2 separate regions of the Mus musculus genome follow, and region 1 is linked to region 2. Evidence: chromatin contacts called from ENCODE POLR2A ChIA-PET data. All regions are on one chromosome and are shown on one strand. The core of a region is the stretch at or near the end of the contact, and the rest is flanking DNA. Distances in the headings are between cores, read along the strand shown.

Evidence for each region. ChIA-PET counts read pairs that join two places held with the same protein, here RNA polymerase II (POLR2A).
Region 1: POLR2A ChIA-PET joins it to region 2 with 12 read pairs in embryonic stem cell. The contact joins the promoter of Fiz1 here to the promoter of Sbk2 in region 2. POLR2A ChIA-PET finds 5 or more read pairs at or near these places in 4 of 5 experiments (Patski and embryonic stem cell).

Annotation. Positions count from the first base shown.
Region 1 is chr7:5,013,287-5,016,748 of GRCm38, forward strand. Fiz1 (Flt3 interacting zinc finger protein 1) reads right to left here and starts at 1,442. Exons shown (of 3, transcript NM_001110329.1): 1 at 1,339-1,442. Zfp524 (zinc finger protein 524) reads left to right here and starts at 2,222. Exons shown (of 2, transcript NM_025324.2): 1 at 2,222-2,274.
Region 2 is chr7:4,962,772-4,966,011 of GRCm38, forward strand. Sbk2 (SH3-binding domain kinase family, member 2) reads right to left here and starts at 1,635. Exons shown (of 4, transcript NM_001146329.2): 1 at 1,530-1,635; 2 at 160-414. The coding sequence starts at 412. It overlaps Sbk3 (SH3 domain binding kinase family, member 3), which reads right to left. Exons shown (of 4, transcript NM_001200041.1): 4 at 2,489-3,240.

The sequences.
Region 1 (3,462 bases), core at 192-2,691, 50 kb after region 2:
ACAGACTAAGGCCCTCCTACTGTTGCTTGGGCGTGGGCTGCCTCTTTCAAGCCCCTCCCTCTCTTCCCTAAGCTCTTGATTCTCTTTTAAACAAGTGCCTTCACCTCGTGCTTCTAGGGAGCTCACACTAGTTCTGTAGTTTCAGAAACAAAACCTTTTTACCAATGAAATGGGAATGCCAGTGTTTCCTTCATACAGTGATGGTGTGAGCTAAGTAAAACTGTAGCAAGCTGTACAACGCACTTAGGAAAGCCGAGGCACAGGAAAGACGTAACTGAGCAGTTTGACCAAGTTCCTCTTAGTTTCTTTATTCTCATATGCTTCTTAGTTAACTTGACTTTTCTAAGTTAAATCTTCACTGAGACTTGCTTCCAAATCCCACCTAACTTCTCCTTCAAATAAGTCACATTTTTCTATAATCACCTCTACTTCGCTATTATATTCTTAGCTTGCCGCCAAGCCCCCCCCCCAAGCATTTTTACCTTCGTGATAAAAACCTGATAGTTCCACTAAAACTTTCCAAATTGCACACCTAGATCGCTGCCCCCCCCCCCGCCCCCCGTCTTGTCTTGTTGTTTTTTCTTTCTTTCTTTCTTTTTTTTTTTTTTCGAGACAGGGTTTCTCTGTATAGCCCTGGCAGTCCTGGAACTCACTTTGTAGACCAGGCTGGCCTCGAACTCAGAAATTCGCTTGCCTCTGCCTCCCAAGTGCTGGGATTAAAGGCGTGCGCAACCACCGCCCCGCTAATGCCCCCACCCCCACCCCCTTGTCAAGGTAAGCTTTTCTTTAAGTCACACCTCAGGCAAACTTCACACAACATACTCTGGGCCTCTGTTGTCTTACTGGACCCCAGTTTTCCCCTCATCTTACGAAGTTTCTTCAATTTTTCAACCAAGGCCCTTTCCCCCATTTCATGAGATTCACGCCTCTTTGCTAGGCCCCACTTTATATAAACCTCTCCATTTTCTAACCAGTCTCCACACTTTCTTGAAACCCCTCCCCTCCAACTATAAGCCACGCCTCAACAAGCTACTCCTCCAGTTCTGCCCCGCCCCGACCACCTTAAGCTCCGCCCCTCCTGCGCCCTACGGTGTCTGGTGCAGCCGGCCCCCACCCCCACCCCTGCTCGATCTTGCGAACAAGGCCCGGAAAACTGGCCCTTTGTACCCCTCTCCCTGCCCCTACAAGGTGCAGTCTCGGGCGCCCGAGTCGGGGGCAGGTCAAGCGGCCCAGGAACTAGGCAAGACCACCTTGCTTTTGCGTTGCGGAGGTCCTGGAGACCAGGCAGGCCTCCGGGGGGCCGGGAAAGTCTGTCCGCTTTCCTGTTTAATTACTTACACCTCCCTCTGGGCGCCGACATTTTGGGTAGCGGGGTCAGCGTCACTTCCACCTGAGGGGCCTCTCGACTTCCGCCTCAGCTCTCTTCTACGCCCCCCCAACCCCCCTTTACCCCTCCTTCTTGGCTTCTCTATCCCGCCCCCGCCCCGCCCTTCTGTGTTTTCCTTTCCTATTTCCAGCCGCGGAGGTTAAAGAAGCTAGGCTAGCGCCATCTTTGTTGAGGGCAGGGCAGGGGCGGGGCCTAAGTTACCCGCGGCGCCATATAGACTAAGGGCAATACTCTCAGCGTGCAGCATTTCGTAGCCCACGGTGCGGTTACAAAGAGTTAACATAGATGTGTTTAGATAAGATTGCTTTTTTTTTCTAGTCTTTGACTTCTGCTGGGAAGGATGCGGGAAGAGGGAGAAAAATCCAAGTGGTCAAACTTGTTCAGAGTTAGGAAACACCAAGCACCATTTTACTACTTTAACTCCATGGCTCTTTGAAGCTGATGGGCGCCATATTAATTAGGGGCACTTAGCAGCCATTTCCCGCTTCTCATCTATCCGGTACCTGTATTTGATTGGGTCACCGGGTTGGGAAGGCTTCGTGGGAGGAAAGGCATTTTTGCAGGTGGTTGGGGATTTTTGTGCGTTGTCACTGGGCACACGAAGGCGCCTGATACGCAGGCGCATTTGTTGCTAGCGTGTCGGGGCCTTGGGACCCAGGGCATCCTCTTTGTTCCCCGCGGGCGCTGGCAGCAGGGAAGGGAGGGAGGGGCCCCCGGCTTCCGTGCCGAGGGGCGGGGTCCAGCTCACGCTCTGCTACCTCCCACACCCCCGCCCCGCCGCCGCCTAGGGGCTGGGCCCCCTCTCTCCCGCCCCTTCCCACGCTTCGGCCCGTCGCCCCCGGCGCGCGCGCGCGTACACACGCGAGCCCAGGCAGCATGCAAATGAGGTACCCAGAGGCGGGGGGCCCGGGTGGGGGGGATGGGGGAAAGAGGGTGGTCCCGGCGCGCGCGCATAAGCGCGCACCCGGCACCTGTTCCCAGCTTCTTTGCTCTCTCCTGCGCACGTCGACCTCGCGCCCCGCCGAGCGGTCTGGGCTCGCGCGCGCAGACCCCCTTCTGGCAGCCCCTGCCACCAATGTCCCCGCGCCGCTCATTGGCCACCGTACCCTGAGGGCCCGCCCCGCTTGCGGGCTGGGCCACTCGCGCCTGACAGGCACGCGTCGTACCGGACTTGTGGGTGGGAGAGGGTCGAAGAGCCACTCTGTCACTTCATAGGTATGTTTCAGAAACTCAGCTTCTTGTCCAGGCTTCCTCATCGTGCGAACCATATGATCCTGGACAAGTTGCTTCTGTGTGGACCTCATGCTATGTGCATATTAAAAGGGGGTGCAAGTTTTGGGGGTGTAGCTCAGGCCCAGTATGTGTGAGGCCCTGATTAGGATAGCCAACACCACACACAAAACTTTAAACCAACCAAACAATAAAATAATAAAAAGAGGGGTGCAGGGTCCCCCGACAGAATCTGCTGCTAGCTGCACCTTTGACCTTTGACCCCAAGTACACTCAATTCCTACTATCCTGGGATCTTGTGGGCACTGGGGAAAGTCCTGGAGCTTTCTATTTTCTAGACTGTGCACTAAGGACATTTTTGAAGCTTCCTCATTCCTGTCGATTCTCCCAACAACCTTGGTATATTGACTTTATAGAGAAGGAAACAGACTCAGGCAAAGCCACTTGTAGAATCACATGGTGATTGTTGGCCAAACTGGATCCAAATGAAACCCTTTGAAAATGTTCCCTCAGAGGATTGCTGTGAGGCTCAACGACCAGTGCTGTAGTGCTGGCTCTTATGTTCACAGCATGTCTGGGTTAGTAGGTAAAACCAATCAAACAAACCAATAAACAAAAATCCCCGATTTCCATCTTACAAAAGACACAAATAAGCTCAGAGAAGTAAGGATCTTGGCTAAGGTCACACAAAGGAAGGGACAGACTCAGCATTTGATTTCTGGGTATATGACTTCAAAGCCCAGACTCTTAGCAACTTTCATATATATCTTTCACAAATCAATAGCTTTTGGCTAGGACTTGTCTCTCTTCATGCCCCCCCATCTCTGTGGGGAGCAGGAGCCTTT
Region 2 (3,240 bases), core at 385-2,884:
TGGGGCTCAGAGAGGTTAAAGCAACTCCCTGAAATGCACAGCCCAACAATAAAGTGGGGAAGGAAGATCTGACTGAGGTTTATAAGACTCCCTGGACTTGGCCTGAAATCTCTACTCTCAGCTGTACCCTACAGCATGCCTGTGTCCAAGATCCAGTACCTTTCTGGCGGTGAGTAACCAGCAGGACACGGCCGAACCGGCCCTGGCCCAGGGGACGCACTTCCTCGTACAGCTCTTCCACCTCAGTTTGGACCAGGGTCTGGGCACTCAGAGCCATCATGTCCTCCAAGGCCAGAGCAGCCTCCTGCCCCTGCTGCAGCTCCTCTACCGTTAGGCCTCCCAGGCCTTCATCACCTCCATCCTCCACAGTTGACACTTCCATTGGCTTGTCTTCTGACTGTTTGCCTGGCATTTCTGCAAGACAGACAAAAGGACTGTGACCCAGGACTCAGAGCTCGCTAGCCTATGCCTAGGGGAGGAAGAGCAAGGAAACCTGACTTCTGAGGGGTGAGGGCTGGGTCTAGATTCCTGGGTCCAAGGGAGGAGGGCCAGGGTCTGGGCTCCAGAGTCTGAGGGAAGGGGACCACAGTCTGGACCTCAAGGTTTAAGGGAGGAGGGCTGAGGGCTGGACTCCTGGGTCTGAGGGAGGAGGGCTGGGGTATGGACTCTAGGTTTGAGGAAGAAGTCTAGACCTGGACTTTCTCATCACCACTTCTTATTGTGACTCATTTCCATTCAGTAAGAGACCCTGAGGAGTGGAAAACAGTCACTTGTGTGAGGTGAGGTCAACTGAGAGGTCAGATGCCCCCCCCCCATTCCCACTGCCACCTGGTGGCCTGAGGGTGAAAGATGAACCAAGTCATCGAGACACCCCCCATCTTGTTTCCAAAGCAAACAGACTTGGGCCCAGAGTGGATGAGCGGTTTCTCTCCAAAGAGAAAACAGGTGCTCTCTGCCTCCAGGGAAGGGTGGGGCTCTCCACAGCTTGGGACACCCGGGTCCTGCCTGTAGCTGTCACTTGGACCTGTCCCAAGCCTTTAGCACTCAATCATTTTGTGGTTCAAGTCTCACAGCTCAGAAGCTTATCCCTAGACCCAGGGCTCGAGACCCCAGCACCCAGAGAAATAGACCCCAACCCTCCTCCTTCGAATTCAGGGCTCAGACCCCAGCCCTCCCTCCTCAGATCCAGGACTCCAGGCCCCATCCATCTACCCTCAGATCCAAGGTCCCAGACCTCGGCTCTCCTCCTTCAGACCCAAGCTTCCAGACTTCGGGCCTCCTCCCTTAGACCCAGGGTTCCAGCCCTCAGCCCTCCTCCCTCAGACTAGGGCTTCAAATCATAACTTATTACTGTCCCAGGAACTTCTAAAACTCACACAACTTGGGCCTTGGATTCTGTCCCCAACACTAAAGCACTCGATTGCTTCAAGGTGTCTCTTGTCCTGTCGAGGGGCCAGGACTCTTGCCACCTGTTTTCCTGTTCAACTGCAGCCTTCCCTCAGGCCGGTTAACCTTGCCCTACTTCTGACCTGGGCTCAGAGCTCCAGACTTCGCCTTCTCCAAGGCTTGTCTGATCCCTTTCTGCCTACTGCAGTTAGCGCCTTGCACTTCGGGGGTTCCTGCCAGCATCAGACTGCTCAGGAGCAAGTCCCGCCCTCACTCTGGGGGTTCGTAAAGCTCCGCCCTCTGCCCCGCCCCTTCTGCCCCCCATTGGGGGCAGAGCGACATCGTGTGTTGAATCCTAGTACTGGCTGTGGCTGGACCACACCAGTGTGGCTTAGCTCTCCTCCCTTGGACCCAAGGGTTCAGGAAGCCTTCTATCAGACCCAGAAATGCAAACCCCAGCTCTGCTTCCTCTCTTTCAGAGTCCACACTCCAGTCTTCATTCCTCAGATGGAAGAATCTAGAATGCATCCCTCCTATTTCAGACTAGAGAGGGTCTAGGTACCATCCTCTCTCCCTTATATCCAAGATCCCCTCCCCCAGCCCTCCTCCCTCAGACTCAAGGATCCGGAGCAGCCTTCCTCTCTCAGGCCCAGGATTCTAGACCCCAGCCATCTTCCTCAGGCCCGGAATCCCCGGAACGAAACTGCTTTCCTCAAACTCAGGAATCCAGCGCTCCTCCATTTGACCCAAGGATCTTGACCCTAGCCTTCTTTCAGATCTAGGGGTGCAGCCCCTGGCCTCTTCCCTCAAAAGGTCTCGGATTTTCTTTAATCTGATCCCATCTGCTCTGTTCCTCAGCTCCTGACTCTGGCGCCCTGTTGACAAACAAATCTTTTGAGAGGTGTATCCAGGAGCCATGCACTGGGGTCCTGTTTAGGAACAAAATAAGAGAGGATTCTAAAATGATGTCATGAGAAATGACCTCAGACTGGGGACCAGAAACAGGTGGCAGAGCAGCTGGGGATCGAGGATGACTGTACCCCTTTTGCGGGACAGCTGTTGGGTTTAAAGCACCGAGAACCACGTGGGTTCACTTCATTGTCCAAAATACACTTTTTATTTTGTAGATATTTTTAGTTTTACAAAAACAATCACAAAGGTCACACAGTTGTAAAAGACACACAGTTGCCAAGGTCCCTTGGACCCTTCACACAGCTTGCCCCAAGGTCAGCATCTTACCCAAGATTCATCACTAAATTAGCAAAGCTTTCAACAATAGTCATCCATCCTACCCACCATCTTTGTCCTCAAGGTCCTTTTCCTGTTCCCAAGTCCAGTCCGGGGCACCATGGTTCATTTGGTGAACTCACTGTTAAATCTAGAAAGTGTAGGTTCCTGGTTGGGATTATAGTTCTGGCTGCAGTCTTTGTTTTCCCTGCATGAACCTCTGGAAGCTCATATCCACCACTGTGTAAATCTCCATCATAACACAGGCCTGTAATCCCAGCATTGAGAGGTGGACGAAGGATGATCAGAAGTTCGAGGTTACCCTCTGCCACCTAGTGAGGGAACATCCTGGGATACAGAAAAACTTGAAAAATTTTTTAAGTATAAATTCCTGTGATGTTTCTAGTTTCTGCTGGGAGCTGGGGACTCCAGACACACAGAACTGGAGTCTGTGTGCTGTTTGGGACAAGGAAGAGCCATGAAACTAGTCCTGGCTCTCAGGATTGATGGGTCCCTGAATATAGATGGAGCTGGGTTATTCATAACCAGAGAACTTGGGGCATCTTGTGGAAATAGAAGATGGAAGGGTCTAGACCAGATGTTTGTGACAAGGACAGGAAGAGTAGA